Linked DNA regions of Homo sapiens: region 2 is linked to region 1. A link is a loop called in an ENCODE intact Hi-C map of the cell type or tissue named here. Cell type or tissue: prostate gland. All regions are shown on one strand. Each heading gives the region's core, and the rest is flanking DNA. Links, peaks and the distances in the headings are about the cores only.

Evidence for each region. A loop is a pair of places that touch in the nucleus more often than their neighbours do. Peaks named below come from ENCODE experiments on the same cell type or tissue, not always from the same donor. Only the 100,000 strongest peaks of a DNase experiment are listed, where the experiment ranks them.
Region 2: a loop joins it to region 1, with 3 times the contacts of the local background. A loop is called at or near these places in 14 of 110 quality-filtered maps.

The regions. Positions count from the first base shown.
Region 1 is chr20:51,635,014-51,644,163 of GRCh38, reverse strand. It overlaps ATP9A (ATPase phospholipid transporting 9A (putative)), which reads left to right. Exons shown (of 28, transcript NM_006045.3): 15 at 4,660-4,821. Among named protein-coding and RNA genes, the nearest start is that of NFATC2, 97 kb to the right of the region's middle. RefSeq lists an enhancer at 4,600-4,894. In prostate gland, for the core only: a CTCF peak has its summit at 4,732; a DNase peak (open chromatin) is centred at 4,743.
Region 2 is chr20:52,145,496-52,154,645 of GRCh38, reverse strand. It overlaps ZFP64 (ZFP64 zinc finger protein), which reads left to right. Exons shown (of 6, transcript NM_018197.3): 6 at 1,218-3,368. The coding sequence ends at 2,500. Among named protein-coding and RNA genes, the nearest start is that of ZFP64, 42 kb to the left of the region's middle. In prostate gland, for the core only: a CTCF peak has its summit at 3,805 (motif pointing right); a DNase peak (open chromatin) is centred at 3,807.

The sequences.
Region 1 (9,150 bases), core at 601-8,600:
TTCTTGTTTTTATTTATTTATTTATTTTTGAGGCAGAGTCTTGTTCTGTTGCTCAGGCTGAAGTGCAATGGCGCCATCCCAGCTCACTGCAACCTCTGCCTCTGGGGTTCACGCGATTCTCCTGCCTTAGACTCCCGAGTAGCTGGGATTACAGGCACCCGCCATCATGCCTGGCTAGTTTTTGTATTTTTGTAGAGATGGGGTTTCGCTATGTTGACCTGACTGGTCTTGAACTCCTGACCTCAGGTGATCCTCCTGCCTCGGCCTCCCAAAGTGCTGGGATTACAGACATGAGCTACTGCACCTGGCTGGTATGATTTTATATATGCGAATCATTACTGATTTGTTAATTTTAAACTTTGGAAGACAATTGTTAGCAGACAAAACAGGGCTATATTGAAAGTTAGAGTGTCTTAGTCTGTTTGGCCTGCTATAACATGGCCTGCTATAACAAAATACCATCAACTGGGTATCTTGTAAACAACAGAAGTTATTTCTCCTAGTTCTGGAGGCTGGGAAGTCCTGTGTCAGCATACTGGCAGATTTGGTGTCTGGTGAGGGCCTGTTTCCTGGCTGATAAAAGGCCCTCTTTTCACTCTGTCTCTCGCAGCAGAAGGAGCGAGGGACCTCTCTGGGGTTTCTTTCATAAAGGCACACATCCACTCATGAGGAACCCCACCCCCAGGACTTAATCACCTCCCAGAGGCCCCATCTCCAACTGCTATCATATTGGGGATTAGGTTTCAACATATGAATTTTAGGGGACATAAACATAGTCTATAGCATAGCCATTAAATTAAACAAATAACTAAGTGAATGAGTTTTCAAAGACTTAGGCAGGCCAGTAGCCAAAAACTAAAACTAAAAAAACACAAAATAAAAACAGAAAAACCCACTACTTGATTGGTCCTTTCTTTGAAAGGTAGAGGTCAGTATGACAGTTTCTTCCATTGGTCAAAGCTCAAAGCTCGTTAGTGCTGGCTGACTCATTATGACTTGAACTTAAATAAGGGAGAGTCTTGAAAAATAATTTCTTGCTAATGTAAATTTAGTTAATAGAAGCAACAGAAACTGAACTCGATATCTGAGCATAGTAGACTAAGGATGCATAAAGATACATTTTCAGAGCTGGAGCAGAAATGAGAAATAGTCATCTACTCCAAGATCTTTATTTTGCAGAGGCCTGTGGGGGCTGGGGGCTGGGGACAGAGCGGGGACTGGAACCCCAGTTTTGAGCTCCAGCTTGATCTCTTCTTCGGGGTATAGCAGGTCAGCTAAGATGACATCCAGGGGTTCCAGAGAAAGAAAGGACTAGGGGTGGAGAGCTGCATACCTTTGCCTTGTGGCTTCTGCAGAGCTCTCTTGGTAAAAGGAATGGGAACTCAAGAGGAACGCCAGGTTTTTTTTTTTTTTTTTTTTTTTTTTTTTTTTTTTTTTGGAGACAGAGTCTCACTCAGTCACCCAGGCTAGAGTGCAGTGGCATGGTTTCAGCTTACTGTAGCCTCTGCCTCCCAGGCTGAATCAATCTTCCCATCTCAGCCTCTCCAGTAGCTGGGACTACAGGTGCTCCCCTAGAGCCTCCGCAGCAATGCAGCAATGGTGATCAAGCGACCTTGATCCTGTCTCAGTGAGACCCTCATCCCATGTCCACCCCTGATCTATAGAACTGTAAGAAAATCTATTTGTTTCATTTTAAAACAGATGCTGGCCGGTGCGGTGGCCCATGGCTGTAATCCCAGCACTTTGGGAGGGAGGTTGAAGCAGGTGGATCACTTGAGATCAGGAGTTTGAGACCAATTTGGCCAACATGGTGAAATCCCATCTCTATTAAAATTACAAAAATTAGGCAGATGTGATGGCAGGTGCCTGTAATCCCAGCTACTTGGGAGGCTGATGCAGGAGAATTGCTTGAACCCGGGAGGTGGAGGTTGCAATGAGCCGAGATCGCACCACTGCACTCCAGCCTAGGTGACAGAGTGAGACTCCATCACGAAAACAAAACAAAACAAAACAAACAAAAAAAAACAGATGCACAGTAATTTGGTACAGCAACAACAGGAAAGGAATACAGGAGGGCTTCCAACTTCAATGCCAAACAAGCTGTCACTTTATTCCCATCCAAGTCCAAAGGTACAGTGTCTACAAAAAATCAAGAAAGAAGAAAAGGAAGGCCCTCCCACTTTCCTCTCATAAAGCTTAATCTTTAGGGGGAGTAGGGGAGGCAGGTTTTAGGAGGGTGTTGACAGGGGCTGCAGGTAGGTGATAGGGAGAGGGGTACTTGGGAGGCATCACCTCCACTGGAAGTGTTTTTTATCTTTTTTTTTTTTTTTTTGAGATGGAGTTTCGCTCTTGTTGCCCAAACTGGAGTGCAATGGCGCGACCTCGGCTCACTGCAACCTCTGCCTCCTGGGTTCAAGTGATTCTCCTGCCTCAGCCTCCCTGGTAGCTGGGATTACAGGCGCCTGCCACCACGCCCAGCTTATTTTTTATTTTTTTTATTTTTATTTTTTTAGTAGAGATGGGGTTTCACTATGTTGGCCAGGCTGGTCTCGAACTCCTGACCTCAGGTGATCCACTCACCTCAGCCTCCCAAAGTGCTGAGATTACAGGTGTGAGCCACCGCGCCCGGCTCTATTATTATGTTTTTGAGACAGGGTCTTACTCTGTGTCCAGGTGGGAGTAGTGTGGCACCATTATGGCTCACTGTAGCCTCCACCTCCCAGATCGTGATCCTCCCACCTCAACCTCTTGAGTAACTGAGACGACACACATGCACCACCCCACCCTAATAATAATTTTTTTTTTGAGATACAGTCTCGCTCTGTTGTCCAGGCTGGAGTGGGGTGGTGCGATCTCTACTCACTGCAACTTCTACCTTCCAGGTTTAAGAGATTCGCCTCCCTCAGCCTCCTGAGTAGCTGGGATTACAGGCGCATGCCACCACCTCCGGCTAATTTTTGTATTTTTAGTAGAGACTGGATTTCACCATGTTGACCAGGCTAGTCTCGAACTCCTGACCTCAGGTGATCTGCCTGCCTCAGCCTCCCAAAGTTCTGGGATTACAGACATGAGCCACCACCCTAATAATTAAAAAATTTTTTTTTAGAAATGGGGTCTCCTTGTGTTACCTAGGCTTGTCTCAAACTCCTGGGCTCAAGTGATCCTCCTGCGTCAACCTCCCCAAGTGCTGGGATTAAAAGTGTGAGTCACAGCAGCTGGCCAATTGCTTACATTTAAAAGTTAGGCCGTCTCGGGGAGAAGTCTAAATTTCTGTTTTTTCTTGAGAAACTGGAAGCTCCATCCACCCTGGCCCTAGTCCCTGCAGGGCAGTAACTGCCACCTGTGTGTATAGTGGCAGCAGCCTCCTTTGGCTGGGGCTGGGCTCCTGCTTGCCACAGCCCCCACTCAGCCCTCTTTGCTATTTGTATCAACACTCTGGCCCCTGTCTTGGAGTTTGCAACCCTCATGCCTTTGACCTTAAGCTGAGTATGTCTGGCTGAGGCCATGAGAAGGTTCTGACTTGACACCCGTGCGATGACTCTTGGAAGGGAAGAGTGTGTGCTGTGGAACTTTACACCAGGCGGATCCAGGTGCCAGTCTGGCCTAGCTTTGCCACATGCCAGCGCTGTCACCTTGGGCAACTTCATTAACTGCTCTGAGCCTTGGTTTCCTCTTCTGTGTGGACCCGTGTTCTCCACCTCAGCACTATTGACATTTGGGGCCAGATCAGTCTCTGGTGTGGTATGTCCTGTGTGTTACGGGACGTTTTGTAGCATCCCTGGCCTCTGCCCACTGGATACCAGCATTACCTCCTTCCAGTTGTGACAAGTACAGATTCCCCCAGATGTTGGCGCGGGTCCCCTGGGGGACAGAATCACCCAGTTGAGAACCACTGAAGACACTCCCCCAGTGCAGTGTGTGAGGCTGAAAGGAGAGCCTGAAGGCGAAGGGCTGTGTCAGTCAGCATTCTCTTCCTTCTTTTTTTTATTGTTTAGCTTGTTGCAGATACTTCCAGGAGTGATCCGTAATTGTGCCAATTGCTCCTTTTTTCGGAGTGGGGGTGGTGTGGGGTGGGGACGGGGACAGAGTCTCGCTATGTCACCCAGGCTGGAGTGCAATGGCGTGATCTCAGCTCACTGCATCTCTGCCTCCTGGGTTCAAGCGATTCTCCTGCCTCAGCCTCCTGGGTAGCTGGGATTACAGGTGTCCGCCACCATGCCTGGGTAATTTTTGTATTTTTAGTAAAGACGGGGTTTCACCATATTGGCCAGGCTGGTCTCGAACTCCTGACCTCAGGTGATCCACCCACCTCGGCCTCCCAAAGTGCTGGGATTACAGGCCTGAGCCACTGCACCCAGTCACAATCACTCTTAATTCTGTGCCATCTCTTTCCGCCATGCCTCTGGTGTGCAGCCTGTTTTGAGCCTAGAAAAGATGAATTGTGCCTTATAGAGGGGCAGCTTTCAGTGTGGGAGCCCTCATAGACCCAGAGGAACAGACACTGTCATGGGCCAGCACAGAGCACTTGGCGTCCCTAAGGGCAGTGACTACTGTGATTCCCCTGTCTCTGAGCCCCCTTCTGCCTTTGTGTTCATAGCACAGCCTGTGAACCCAGATTCTCGGCTGGGCATCTGACCTTCGACCCTGTGTTATGTTTAGGTGGCCCTGGTACAGTGGACGGAAAGTGTGGGCTTAACCCTGGTGGGCCGAGACCAGTCTTCCATGCAGCTGAGGACCCCTGGCGACCAGATCCTGAACTTCACCATCCTACAGATCTTCCCTTTCACCTATGAAAGCAAACGTATGGGCATCATCGTGCGGGTGAGTCGTTTTTATTCATGGCTTAAAGTGCTTAAGTACCCCAGGTGTGCTGCGTGTGTCCCTGTGGGTTGACATTCTTTCTAACCCTCTTTACTGTGGTATCTGTCACCCAGACTAACAAGGGAATATAATTCCCTAAGCAGAAAGGAAATTAGTTCATTCATTGGACACACCCCGTAACTCTGATCCGCTTATGGTGTCCCTGGTTCTGGAGTGAAAGTTAAAGAGAACGTCCATTGGGGATTTCTTGGTAATACATCTCTCATTCTCTTTTGTTTAATATTGAACATGTATTTTTTTATTGAGGTGAAATTCACATAATATAATCATTTTAAAGTGAAAACTTCAGTGGCATTTAGTCCATTCACAGTGTTGCTCAGCCACCACTTCCCTCATGTTTCAAAACATTTTCATCAAAATGATGAAAAAAGAAACCTTGTGGCCGGGCACGTTAAAAAATTTTGCCAGTCTGAAGAGTCTGATTGGATTTGATATGTTGTTTTTCTACTGGCTCTTTTAAAAATTTTTAATTTTTAAATTCTTATTAAAAGAATGTATTTATAAGAGTCCTCCCACCTCAGCCTCCCGAGTAGCTAGGACTACAGGCTTGCAAAACCAGGGCTGACTCATTTTTTAATTTTTTATAGATACAGGGTTTCACTGTGCTGCCCAGGCTGGTCTCAAACTCCTGGCCTCAACCGATTCTCCTGCCTGGGACTCCCAAAGTGCTGGAATTACGGGTGTGAGCCACTGTGCCCATCCCTCTGTTTTCTCTTTTTACCCACGGAGATCACACTTTCCGTCGTGGGGAGGCTGGAAAATCTGGTGTTCATATGCCACTTGGTCTGGTTGTTCTGCAGTCTGCATGATTGTCTGATTTTTCCCAGGGAGCTTTGAAAATACCGATTCCTTGGTTCAGTCCCACACCTATGTTGGAGTGGGGTGGTTCCTCACATCATTTAGCTTCGTTGCAGAAAACTCTCCTTCAGATCTTAAGGATCTTTGGAATAAGGCTCTTTCATCTTTTCTGGACTTTTTTTTTTTTTTTTCCTTGACAAATGAGAATCCTCTCCACCCTGATCTACCCAAGTGTTTCATGCCTCATGGAGGAAAGAGATACTTGCACATGCATTTTTATAGCAGCACAATTTGCAATTGCAAAGATATGGAACCAGCCCAAATACTCATCAGTCAACAAGTGGATAAAGGAACTATGAGATATATATATATATATATATATATATATATATATATATATATATATATATATAAAATGATGAAATGCTACTTAGCCATGGAAAGGAATGAATTAATGGCATTCGCTGCAAACTGGATGGGATTGGGGACTATTATCTAAGTGAAATAACTCAGGAATGGAAAGCCAAATGTCGTATGTTCTCACTCATAAGAGGGAGCTAAGCTATGAGGAAGCAAAGGCTTAAGAATAATACAATGGACTTTGGCGAGTCAGGGGGCTGAAAGGGTGGGAGGACGGTGAGGGATAAAAGACTACAAGTTGGGTTCAGTGTATACTGCTCAGGTGATGGGTGCACGAAAATCTCATAAATCACTGTTAAAAAACTTACTCATATAACCAAACACCATGTGTTCCCCAAAAACCTTTGGAAATAAAAAAAAAAAAACAGAGTGCACAAGTAGAAGTAGAAATTGATAACATAGGTTGTTGGGCACATGGCCCTGCCCCCTGCCTGCTGGCGGAGAATTTTCAGCTAAGGCTTGGCTTGTGAACTTCTCCTTCAGCCTTACAGGTTCCTTGAATTCAGACCACCTCTTACAGCATCTCGTTCTTCTTCCGTAGCATTCATCACACTGAAATTCTTGATTTCCTGCGGGTTTGCTTGTCACCACCTGTCTTCTCCCTGTGGGTTAGAACAGGGGCCAGGATCCTTTTGGTCCTCCCGTGTCTCCTGTGCCTAGCTTTCCTGCCTGGCACACGGTAGACTCACAGTCAGTGCCGAAGTGAGCAGGATTCAACAGTGATAGCCAGTTGTCTTTTTTTTTTTTTTTTTTTTTTTAATGTTAGGGAAGTTATCAAATAAGATACTTAAAATAAACAACTCACAGCTTTTTCTCGCCCTCCTATCTTTGCACCACTCTTCTCCTTGATCATTTACCGTGTAGCTTTAGTGCCATGGGCAGCTCTGGGATAGTAGTAGAAATGGTAATAGCCACTAGCAGCAGCAGTAGTAAGAAGAATGACAGGAATGACAAGTAACATTTATTTATTTTTTGAGACACAGTTTCACTCTGTCACTCAGGCTGGAGTACAGCGGTGCCATCTCAGCTCACTGCAACCTCCACCTCCCAAGTTCAAGCAATTCTCTTGCCTCGGCCTCCCGAGTAGCTGGGATTACAGGCGTGCGCCACCATGCCCGGCTAATTTTTTGTATTATTAGTAGAGACGGGGTTTTGCCATGTTGGCGAGGCTTGTCTGGAACTCCTGACATCAAGCAATCCGCCCACCTTGGCCTCCCAAAGTGTTGGGATTACCCCGCCCAGGGGCTTATTGTGTGCCAGAGGCTGTTCTAAGTGATTTGCATGAAGTAACTCATTTAATACATAACCATGTGAGGTAGGTACCATTAGGACTGATGTTTGGCAGGGGAGAAAATTGAAGTGGAAGGAGGCTCAGAAACCGTTCAAGTTCACACAGCTGGAATTGAGGGGAGCTGGGAAACCTGTCCAAGTTCACACAGCTGGAATTAGTGGGGCTGGAACTCACTCCAGGCTGCCTGGCTTCCAGCTCCCAGCTCTCTACGCCAGGACTTGGGGGTTAGGGCTGGGGTGTGACGAGAGGGACATCGAAAAGCTCACAAAAGACCCACAGTAATGTTAGGGTGGGATATTAACTACGTATTGCTTCATAACAGATTGCCCCACATTTAGTGGCTTAAAACAGCAATATGGTAATCCCCACTTATCTGCAGGTTCAGTTACCCATGGTCAACTGCAGTCTAAAAATATGAAATGGAAAATTCCGGAAATAAGCAATTCATAAGTTTTAAGTTGTGTGCCATTGTGAGTAGTGTGACGAATTTCATGCCATCCCACTCCATCCTCCCGGACATGAATCATCTGTCTAGTGTACTCACGCCATCTACCTGCCTGCTTGCTAGTCACTCAGGAACCCTCAGATTGGCTGTTGTGGTATTGCCGTGCTTGCGTTCAAGCAAGTCTTATTTACTTTTATTACAGCATATTATGTGTTCTATTTTGTTATAAGTTATTGTTGTTAATTTCTTACTGTGCCTAATTCATAAATTAAACTTTATCATAGGTATGTATGTGTAGGAAAAAACATAGTGTATATGGGGTCAGTATTATTCATGGTCTTAGACATCCATTGGTGTCTTTCTTACAGGGAAATGCATTCCCTTACTCCAGAAAATGTATTTCCCTGGAGTAAGGAAGTTCCTCCTGTCCTCTCCCCTCCCCTCCCCTCCTCCCTCCCTCCCTCCCTTCCTCCTTCCTTCCTTTTTCCCTCCCTCCCTCCCTCCCTTCCTTCCTTCCTTCCTTCCTCCTCCCCTCCTCTGTTTCCTTCCTTTTCTCTTTTCTTTTCTCTTCTCTTTTTCCTTCCTTCCTTCCTTCCGTCCATCTTGCTCTGTTGCCTAGGGTGGAGTGCGGTGGCATAATCATGGCTCACTGCAGCCTCGACCTCCCAGGCTCAAGCAACCTTCCTGCCTCAGCCTCCCAAGTAGCTGGGACTACAGGTGCACACCACCATGCTCTGCTAATTCTTATCGTTTAGTGAAGATAGGGTCTCACCATATTGCCCAGGCTGATCTCAAACTCCTGGGCTCAAATGATCCTCCCATCTCGACCTCCCAAAGTGCTGGGATTACAGGCATGAGCCACCACACCTAACTGGGGGCTCTGTTTTCTATTTGCTATCTGATGGTTTTTGTGGCCAGGACAATTTCTGTGGCAGGCTTGGCTGGGTCCTCTGGCTCAGGGTCTCTCACAGCCTGGGCTCAAGGGGTCTAAGATTCTATGGTGGTAGGACCCACATACAGACGTCAGTGTTGTTGGCAGAGTTTGGCTCTGGGTGGGTTGTTGGACTGAGGGCCTTAGTTCTTTCCTGGCTGTTGGCCAGAGGCCACCCTCAGTGCCTTCCCACGAGGGCCTCCCTGTAGTCAGCTCCCCTGTCAGCTACCTGTTCAGAGTGAGCAGGTGAGAGTGAATGAGATGGCAGTCACAGTCTTCTGTCACCCACTGTCAGAGGTGACCTCCCCTCACGTCAGCCTCATGCTGTTATCAGAAGCAAGTCACTAGGCCCAGCTCCACTCCAGGGGGGTGGCTGACACACAG
Region 2 (9,150 bases), core at 484-8,483, 510 kb before region 1:
GCCTCTCAGTGTTCTAGAAGCTTGTTCAATTGCCTCCTGCCATCTTTGTTTGCATTCATTAAGCAGCTCATGGTGAAGTAGCAGATCCTATGTCAAAAAGCTGGAACACCATCCCAGTCTTGTGGGTTTATGACCTAAGAAAGCAAACATCAGTTATATGCACAGATAATTACCTAGCATCTAAAGATACCAGTTGTGGAGTCAGCCTGGATTGGAATCCAAGCCCTTCTTTGTACTACGGGGCGACCAAGAACAAGTTATGTAGTCTGTCTGGGTCTCAGCCTTCTCCTCTGTGTAACTGTGTTAAAAAACAATATTAATAATAGCACCCACCACAGGGCAATCTTCCCAGCATCAAGCGAGACCATGCTTGTGGAGTGCTCAGCATAGCGCCTGCCATCCCGGAAGCCATCGAAGAATATTAGCTGCTATTTTGCTTACTTAAACAATGTTGAGATGAGGGGTCGCCAATTTGCTTGAATTGTCATTGCCTCAGATAATTTGGACTTGGCATTCATTGAGGAAGTAAATTTGGAATATGGTATCCAATCAGATGTTTGCAATTTCACTTGCCTTGCTCATCTTTCAGCGAATATGAATTTTTTTTAAAAAAAATCAAGCAGCTGGATTTTGTAACTTCACAAGTAAAGAACGCAGCTGGCAATATGGGATAAATAAATTTTGTGCAAGAAACACATCTTTATTAATAAAGATCTGCATGAAATATAAGCTGGGTGTTTCAGTCATTGTAAAACCATACTCCAATGAGTGCAGCACGGAGCTGACCCATTCGAAAATATATTGTTGAATCTGTTACAACATGTAACTCAATCAAAATCAACGGGTTGTGCAAAAGTCTTCAACTGTGAACCATTAACTAGCAGAGTGGGCAAATTAACTGTATGAAAGATAGTTTGAGTGTTTTAAAGAATATAACAAGTATACTTGTAAATCTTATTTTATCTGGGACAATTAAATTGCTCTTTTCGATCTCCCATTTTTCTTCTGGGTTTGATACCGGTGGTGGTGGTTTGGGTTCCGGGGAAAGATAAAGACGCCCTGCCCCTCTTCCCCCACTGCCAGGGGCTGCTAGAAGCTGCAGTTAGGAGGTCTGCACCCACCCACCTTGTATAAGCGATTTTCTGGTGTGTGCTTCGGGGGGATCCGCTGTGGTTGTTGCCTGCCTGTTCTTATCGAAACTCACCTTGTGTTGACAGGGGACGCCCCCTTCCAGTGCTGGCTCTGTAGCGCCAAGTTCAAAATCAGCTCGGACTTGAAAAGGCACATGCGGGTGCACTCGGGGGAGAAGCCTTTCAAGTGCGAGTTCTGCAATGTCCGCTGCACCATGAAGGGGAACCTCAAGTCGCACATCCGTATCAAGCACAGCGGGAATAACTTCAAGTGTCCTCATTGCGACTTCCTGGGTGACAGCAAAGCCACCCTCCGGAAGCACAGCCGCGTGCACCAGTCGGAGCATCCTGAGAAGTGCTCGGAATGCAGCTACTCCTGCTCCAGCAAGGCCGCCCTGCGCATCCACGAGCGTATCCACTGCACCGACCGCCCTTTCAAGTGCAACTACTGCAGCTTCGACACCAAACAGCCCAGCAACCTGAGCAAGCACATGAAGAAGTTCCATGGGGACATGGTTAAGACTGAGGCTCTAGAGAGGAAGGACACCGGCAGGCAGAGCAGCCGGCAGGTGGCCAAGCTGGATGCCAAGAAGAGTTTCCACTGCGATATATGCGATGCCTCCTTCATGCGGGAGGACTCGCTCCGCAGCCACAAGAGACAGCACAGTGAGTACAGTGAGAGTAAGAACTCGGACGTGACCGTTCTCCAGTTTCAGATCGACCCCAGCAAGCAGCCCGCCACGCCCCTCACTGTGGGACACCTCCAGGTGCCCCTCCAGCCCAGCCAAGTGCCCCAGTTCAGCGAGGGAAGAGTCAAAATCATCGTTGGGCATCAGGTGCCCCAGGCGAACACCATCGTCCAGGCTGCCGCCGCTGCAGTGAACATCGTCCCGCCTGCCTTGGTGGCCCAGAACCCAGAGGAACTCCCAGGGAACAGCCGGCTGCAGATCCTGCGCCAGGTCAGTCTGATCGCCCCCCCTCAGTCCTCGCGGTGTCCGAGCGAGGCGGGCGCAATGACCCAGCCGGCTGTCCTGCTGACCACCCACGAGCAGACGGACGGAGCCACTCTGCACCAGACTCTCATCCCCACGGCCTCAGGTGGCCCCCAGGAAGGCTCTGGCAATCAAACTTTCATTACCAGTTCGGGTATTACTTGCACTGACTTTGAAGGCCTAAACGCCTTGATTCAGGAGGGGACAGCAGAAGTGACAGTGGTGAGCGATGGAGGCCAGAACATCGCAGTGGCCACCACAGCGCCACCGGTCTTCTCCTCCTCTTCCCAGCAAGAACTACCCAAGCAGACCTACTCCATCATTCAAGGGGCAGCCCATCCAGCTTTGCTCTGTCCCGCCGACTCCATTCCAGATTAGTGCTTAAAAAAACAAAAGGAGTGGGGGAAAGGAATTGAGAAAAAGAAATCTTAAGTAGAATTCTCTAAAAGGTTTGCTCTTAATGTTTTCTTTGTTTTGTTTTGTTTTTGAGACGGAGTCTCGCTCTGTTTCCCAGGCTGGAGTGCAGTGGCGCTATCTTGGCTCACTGCAACGTCCGCCTCCCAGGTTCAAGCGATTCTCATGCCTCAGCCCTCCGAGTAGCTGGGACCACAGGTGTACGACATCATGACTGGCTAATTTTTGTATATTTAGTAGAGACGGGGTTTCATCATGTTGAACTCCTGACCTCAAGTGATCTGCCCACCTCAGCCTCCCAAAGTGCTGGGATTACAGGTGTGAGCCACCATGCCTGGCCGTGGTTTGCTCTTAATGTTTTTAAGGATGGTTGTGAATCCCCCTGGCCCCATAATAAATTGTAATTTTATACTGCTTACTATAATTTTTTTAACACTGTAACAACTTTGAGACCACCTCTGAATCGTCGCATTATAACTGTTGTAGAATCTTAAATGTTACCAAGATGATTCCAATGAGGGGTTGGAATTAAATGCATTAAGTAGTGAATTCATGTGTTTGTTTCCAACTTGATTTTCCAACTCTAATAAAGGTTTCTGTCCATCTTATTACATTTGTGTAGTAAATGGTACTTCCCAGCCTCTCTTTTGCCCCATTCTGGAATACTCCCCAGAGTTTGGGGGTGTTCATGTTTTATACATGTAAGTCTGTTGGCATGAAGGACCATTTTCTACATAATATGACATGGATACTTGACCCAAAAAAAAATGTTTAGTGCTAATGAGCAGAAAATGAATGGTTCCATAATAAATTGATATCTGATTAAAATATACTGAATGTTAATGATTCTTTAGAGCCAAGGTGGGATTTGGGAATGATGGGGCGTGAGTCATTAATCAAAAACAAACTGAAGCAGCAAAGGTTTTTAGTCCTTTCATAAACGTCACACAATCATCTTACCTCCTCCACAGTCACATTAAATAGATGTGGTACCTAAAGTGATAAAGTGATCCATCCCACTGTTGTTTTCATTTTGAAACTTCAGACTGACAATCCTGGCATTTCTGTTTAGACACAAAAATGATCAAAGTTCCTACTAACAAGACAGAATTTTCTAGAATACCATTTTTGAGATGTTAATATCTGTGCAGAATCCAGATGAGTGGACTGAGAGAGTACCTAGATTTTTTCCAAAGCATAGGTTGTATTGAGAAGAGGAAAATTCAGATTGTGTTGTTTTACATTGAAATGCTGTTTGATCAGTAGGTGGTGCCAGAGAGCAAGCTAGAATCATCCATATTTGTACCTTAAGCCATTCTGTAAGGTTGTAATAGCACTCATTTCTGCTGTCAGCAAGGATTGGTGAGGAGGGGAGGTTACTCTTGGGACAGAAGCATATTTAGAATATTATGAGAATACTTAGATACATTTCTACCACTTTTATTCTTCTTTCTTTGATCTGTAATAGTTGGACACAATTTTGATGACTTGCTATATTTGCCATAATTTCTTTATTTTCCTATCATCAATGATAATAGTGAGTTATTAACTATGTTTTTGGTAAGAAACAGAAAAGGCTTGCAGTGTACAATGTTAGTGATTTAAATAATTTTGTCACTTTAAACTTATTGCTTACAGCCCTTTAGAAAAACTGTTCTGCTTTTGAATTTCAGCTGGGAAACTTCCATTGTCATGGTCCTATTTCCTATGTCTTTCTCTTTTCCCACTTTTTTCAACCATAAAGGATTTTTTCCTGATTATAATGTGTATTCAAGATAGAAAATATGAAAAACAGAATATTACTAGGAAAAAAATAGAAGTTACTAATAATCTTACTGTCCAGATATAAACTATACAGATTGTAACCATTTTGATGGACTTCCTATCAGTCTTTTTTTTTTTTTTGAGGTGGAGTCTCACTCTGTTGCCCAGGCTGGAGTGCAGTGGCGCAATCTCAGCTCACTACAAGCTCCGCCTCCCGGGTTCACACCATTCTCCTGCCTCAGCCTCCTGAGTAGCTGGGACTCTAGGCACCCGCAACCAAGTCCGGCTAATTTTTTGTATTTTTAGTAGAGACAGGGTTTCACCGTAGCCAGGATGGTCTCGATCTCCTGACCTTGTGATCCACCCACCTCGGTCTCCCAAAGTGCTGGGATTACAGGTGTGAGCCACCGTACCTGGCCCCTATCAATCTTTTTTTATGCTTACGTATATATGTTTTCTACTCCAGTTATGAAGTTGTAGTTTAATTAAGCATAATATTTTTTATATTCTATATTTCCTTTTGTATCCTTAGATCTCTACCTACCAGCTGCCTTCCATATATAATACATACACATACATACATACATACACATGCATGCATAGAGATGTACACACATGCATATTTGATTTGTTGGTTGTTTTGTCTTTTTACAAACAAAACAGTAAAACTTACTCTTTGGAATAAATTATACACAGAATTGTACAAACACCAAGCCAACAACTTCCAGCCCCTCCGTATTCTCACCCCACCCAAGGTAAGTAATGTTAGGTGCTCTGTGTTCTTACCAATATACGTAGACTCAAAAGATAACATAGAAAAGGTTTTTCCTAGTTCTATAGTAATTGTATCATACTCTGTACATTTCTCTGCAACTTGCTTTGATTATTCCATTTATTGACAGTCCTGTGGGTCAACAAAACTAGACCTAGTTTTTTTAAATAAGTGTTAGAGACATGCCAGGCTTTAGTCCGTCATCTTGCTATTATGATTCTTCAGGTTGTTTGGGGAATATTTTTGCCATTACGACTGCCCCAGTAAACTCTCATATTCAGCTTTTTTTTTTTTTTTTTCTGTAAGTAGATTCAAAAGTGTAAGTTTCACGGAGTTTCCATAGTTTGTACTTGCATAAATACGGATTAATTTTCACAATGATAGTCTCATCCCTGATGTGAGCTCAACTACCTTTGGAAGTTTTATCACTCTGCTGCGTGAAAATGGTTATCTGGCCTTTGTGCACTCCCCTAGCTGGTGCTGTGGTCTGCGTTTTCTGAGACGTCTCTGCATAGGGCTGGTTGACCATGTGTGCTTCTCTCTTCTATGAACTTAGAACTCTTACTCCCTCCTTTTGGTTGTTGGGAAGTTGGGGACATTAACCCGACATCAGTCACACATTGCTGAGTTTCTTCCCCTCCTGTCATTGTCTTTTGACTTTACCTGTGGGGCTGTCACCATATAAAAATGACTGTCTTTTTCTGTAGTTAGATTCTTCTGTCGCTTCATTTGTGGCACGTGTGTTTTCTAAGAACGTCCATCCTTCCCCTGAGATTAAACTGGTTTTCCCTTTAGTGTTTTTACTGCTTGCTTATTTGTTTTTCAATGGCTCCTTGCTGCAGCCAGAATTCTTTTTTTTTTTTTTTTCTTGTTTTGAGACAGAGTCTGGCTGTCGCCCAGCCTGGAGTGCCGTGGCGCGATCTCAGCTCACTACCTGCTCTGCCTCCCAGGCTCAGGTGATTCTCCTGCCTCAGCCTCCCACGTAGCTGGGATCACAGGCGTGTGCCACCACACCTGGCTAATTTTTGTATTTTTAGTAGAGACGAGATTTCGCCATGTTGGCCATGCTCGTCTTAAACTCCTGGCCTCCAGTGATCTGCCCACCTCGGCCTTTCAGAGTGCTGGGATTACAGCTCATGCCAAGAACTCATATTTATATGTTATGATGAACAGGTTTGACTGTCCACTTATGCCAGGACCATTTGTTAAATATTATTTTCCTGAAAACTGAAATCCTAATTTAAGCCATCGTGTAGATAAAGTTCACAAATATACTTCCAGAACTTCTTTATTCTGGAAGATTATAGATCTGAGATTCCCAAAGAAGATCTGGCTGGCCAACATGACATATTTGATTATACTAGCATTAAGGTAAGCTTAATCTTTTAGACTTACAAAGCTTCCCCCAGCTATTATTTTCCAAAATGTTCTTAGCAATTCTTAGATATTTATTCTTCCAAAGGAACTGTTATTTTATCCAGTACCTAAACCACCCCCACCAAAAAAGAAAACCTTTTGGAGATTTTTATTGAAATTGCATCAGTATTTTATATGAACTTATCAAAAGCACAACTATGAAAATATTAAGTCTTCCACCCAATTTTGGCTCACTGCAGCCTCCACCTCCTGGGTTCAAGAGATTCTCCCACTTCAGCCTCTTGAGTAGCTGGGATTACAGGCGCCTGCCACCATGCCTGGCTAATTTTTTTGTGTGTATCTTTAGTAGAGATGGGGTTTCGCCATGTGGACCAGGCTGGTCTTGCACTCCTGGCCTCAAGTGATCCGCCTGCCTCGGCCTCCCAAAGTGCTGGGATTACAGGTGTGAGCCACGGTGCCCGGTCCTGTGTTTTCTTATTATTCCATAATTTTATCATAATTGTGAATAGGAATTTTTGCATTTGTTGCAAACATCAAGAAAAGCCAAAATAGGGTATATTTGTCTATATTAAAGAAAAATTCTCAGTAATGAATGGTATTTATTAGAAATTCTTGGTCTCTGATAAATATGATTTATAATTATCTGATATAGTCTTTTATTTTCAGATTGTTTCATCTCTTCCTTTAGAATATTTTTACTACTTATTTTGTTTTCTTGTCCTGTTGCTTTAGCCAGAACCTCCAAACAATGCTGATACAGCTGGCATCCTTGCTGTGTCCCTAATTCTAACTTCAGAATTTTCCAATGTAATATACACCACTCCTTTGGATAATGGTTTTTATGGTACTTAGGTCATTTTCTTCCACTCCAGTTTTCACTTAGAGTGAAATTGCTTGAACCCAGGAGGTGGAGGCTGCAGTGAGCCAAAATTGCGCCACTGCACTCCAGCCTGGGTGACAGAGTGCAACTCCATCTCAAAAAAAAAGAAACACAGACCTTATATAATGAAAATAGACTACATAATTTGACTGAATAATGTTTACAATGGAGTTAAATAAGGGTTTTTGAGTGGAAGACTTAATATTTTCATAGTCATTCTTTTGATAAGTTCATATAAAATACTGATGCAGTTTTACTTATCAGGGTAGCTTGCTGAATTTTATCAAATATCTTCTTAAAATTGTTAGCCGTAAGTATTTGGGTTTTGCACTTAAATATGTTGACACAGTGAATTTGTGTAGCATATAGCCTGGTATGTTAAGTCACCTTGCATTCCTGGAAGAAATCCTCTTGGTCATGTTGAATTATTCTTCCAAAACACTGCTGGATTTCGTTTTCTAATATCTTATCTGGAAGTTTTGCAACTCTAGTTCATGTGCTACATAAGAGCATTTTGGTCAACAACAGACTGCATGTTACAATGGTGATCTCATAAGAATAATGGAGCTGAAACATTTCTTTTTTTTATTATACTTTAAGTTTTAGGGTACATGTGCACAATGTGCAGGTTAGTTACATATGTATACACGTGCCATGCTGGTGTGCTGCGCCCATTAACTCGTCATTTAGCATTAGGTATATCTCCTAATGCTATCCCTCTCCCCTCCCCCCACCCCACAACAGTCCCCAGAGTGTGATGTTCCCCTTCCTGTGTCCATGTGTTCTCATTGTTCAATTCCCACCTATGAGTGAGAACATGCGGTGTTTGGTTTTTTGTCCTTGCGATAGTTTACTGAGAATGATGATTTCCAATTTCATCCATGTCCCTACAAAGGACATGAACTCATCATTTTTTATGGCTGCATAGTATTCCATGGTGTATATGTGCCACATTTTCTTAATCCAGTCTATCATTGTTGGACATTTGGATTGGTTCCAAGTCTTTGCTATTATGAATAGTGCCGCAATAAACATATGTGTGCATGTGTCTTTATAGCAGCATGATTTATAGCCCTTTGGGTATATACCCAGCATGGGATGGCTGGGTCAAATGGTATTTCTAGTTCTAGATCTCTGAGGAGCTGAAACATTTCTATTGCCTACTGATATCTTGATGATCCTGACCCTGCATAGGCTGAGGCTAATGCGCATGTTTGTGTCTTAGTTTGTTTTTTTTTTAAGTTGAAAAAGTAAAAGAAAAAAATAAAATAGAAAAGGCTTATAGAATAAGGATATAAAGAAAGAATATTTTTGTACAGTTGTACAATGCTTGTGTTTTAAGCTGAGTGTTATTACAAAAGATTTTGATAAGTCAAAATATAATTAATACATGTATAAAGTAAAACAGTTACAATAAGCTATACTTAATTTACTACTGAAGAAAGACTTTTTTAATAAATTTAGAGTAGTCTAAGTGTACAGTGTTTATAAGGTCTGCAGTAGTACACAGTCATGACCTAGGCCTTCACATTCACTCACCACTCACCCACTGACTCACCCAGAGCAACTTCCAGTCCTGCAAGCTCCATTCATGATAAGTGTCCTAAACAGGTGCACCATATTTTTATCTTTTATACCATACTTTTACTGTACTTTTGTTTTGTTTTGTTTTGTTTTTGAGAAAGGGTATTACTCTATCACCCAGGTTGGAGTGCAGTGGCACAATCACAGCTCACTGCAGCCTCTACCTCCCCAGGCTCAGGTGATCCTCCCACCTCAGCCTCCCAAGTAGCTGGGACCACAGGCATGTACCACCACATA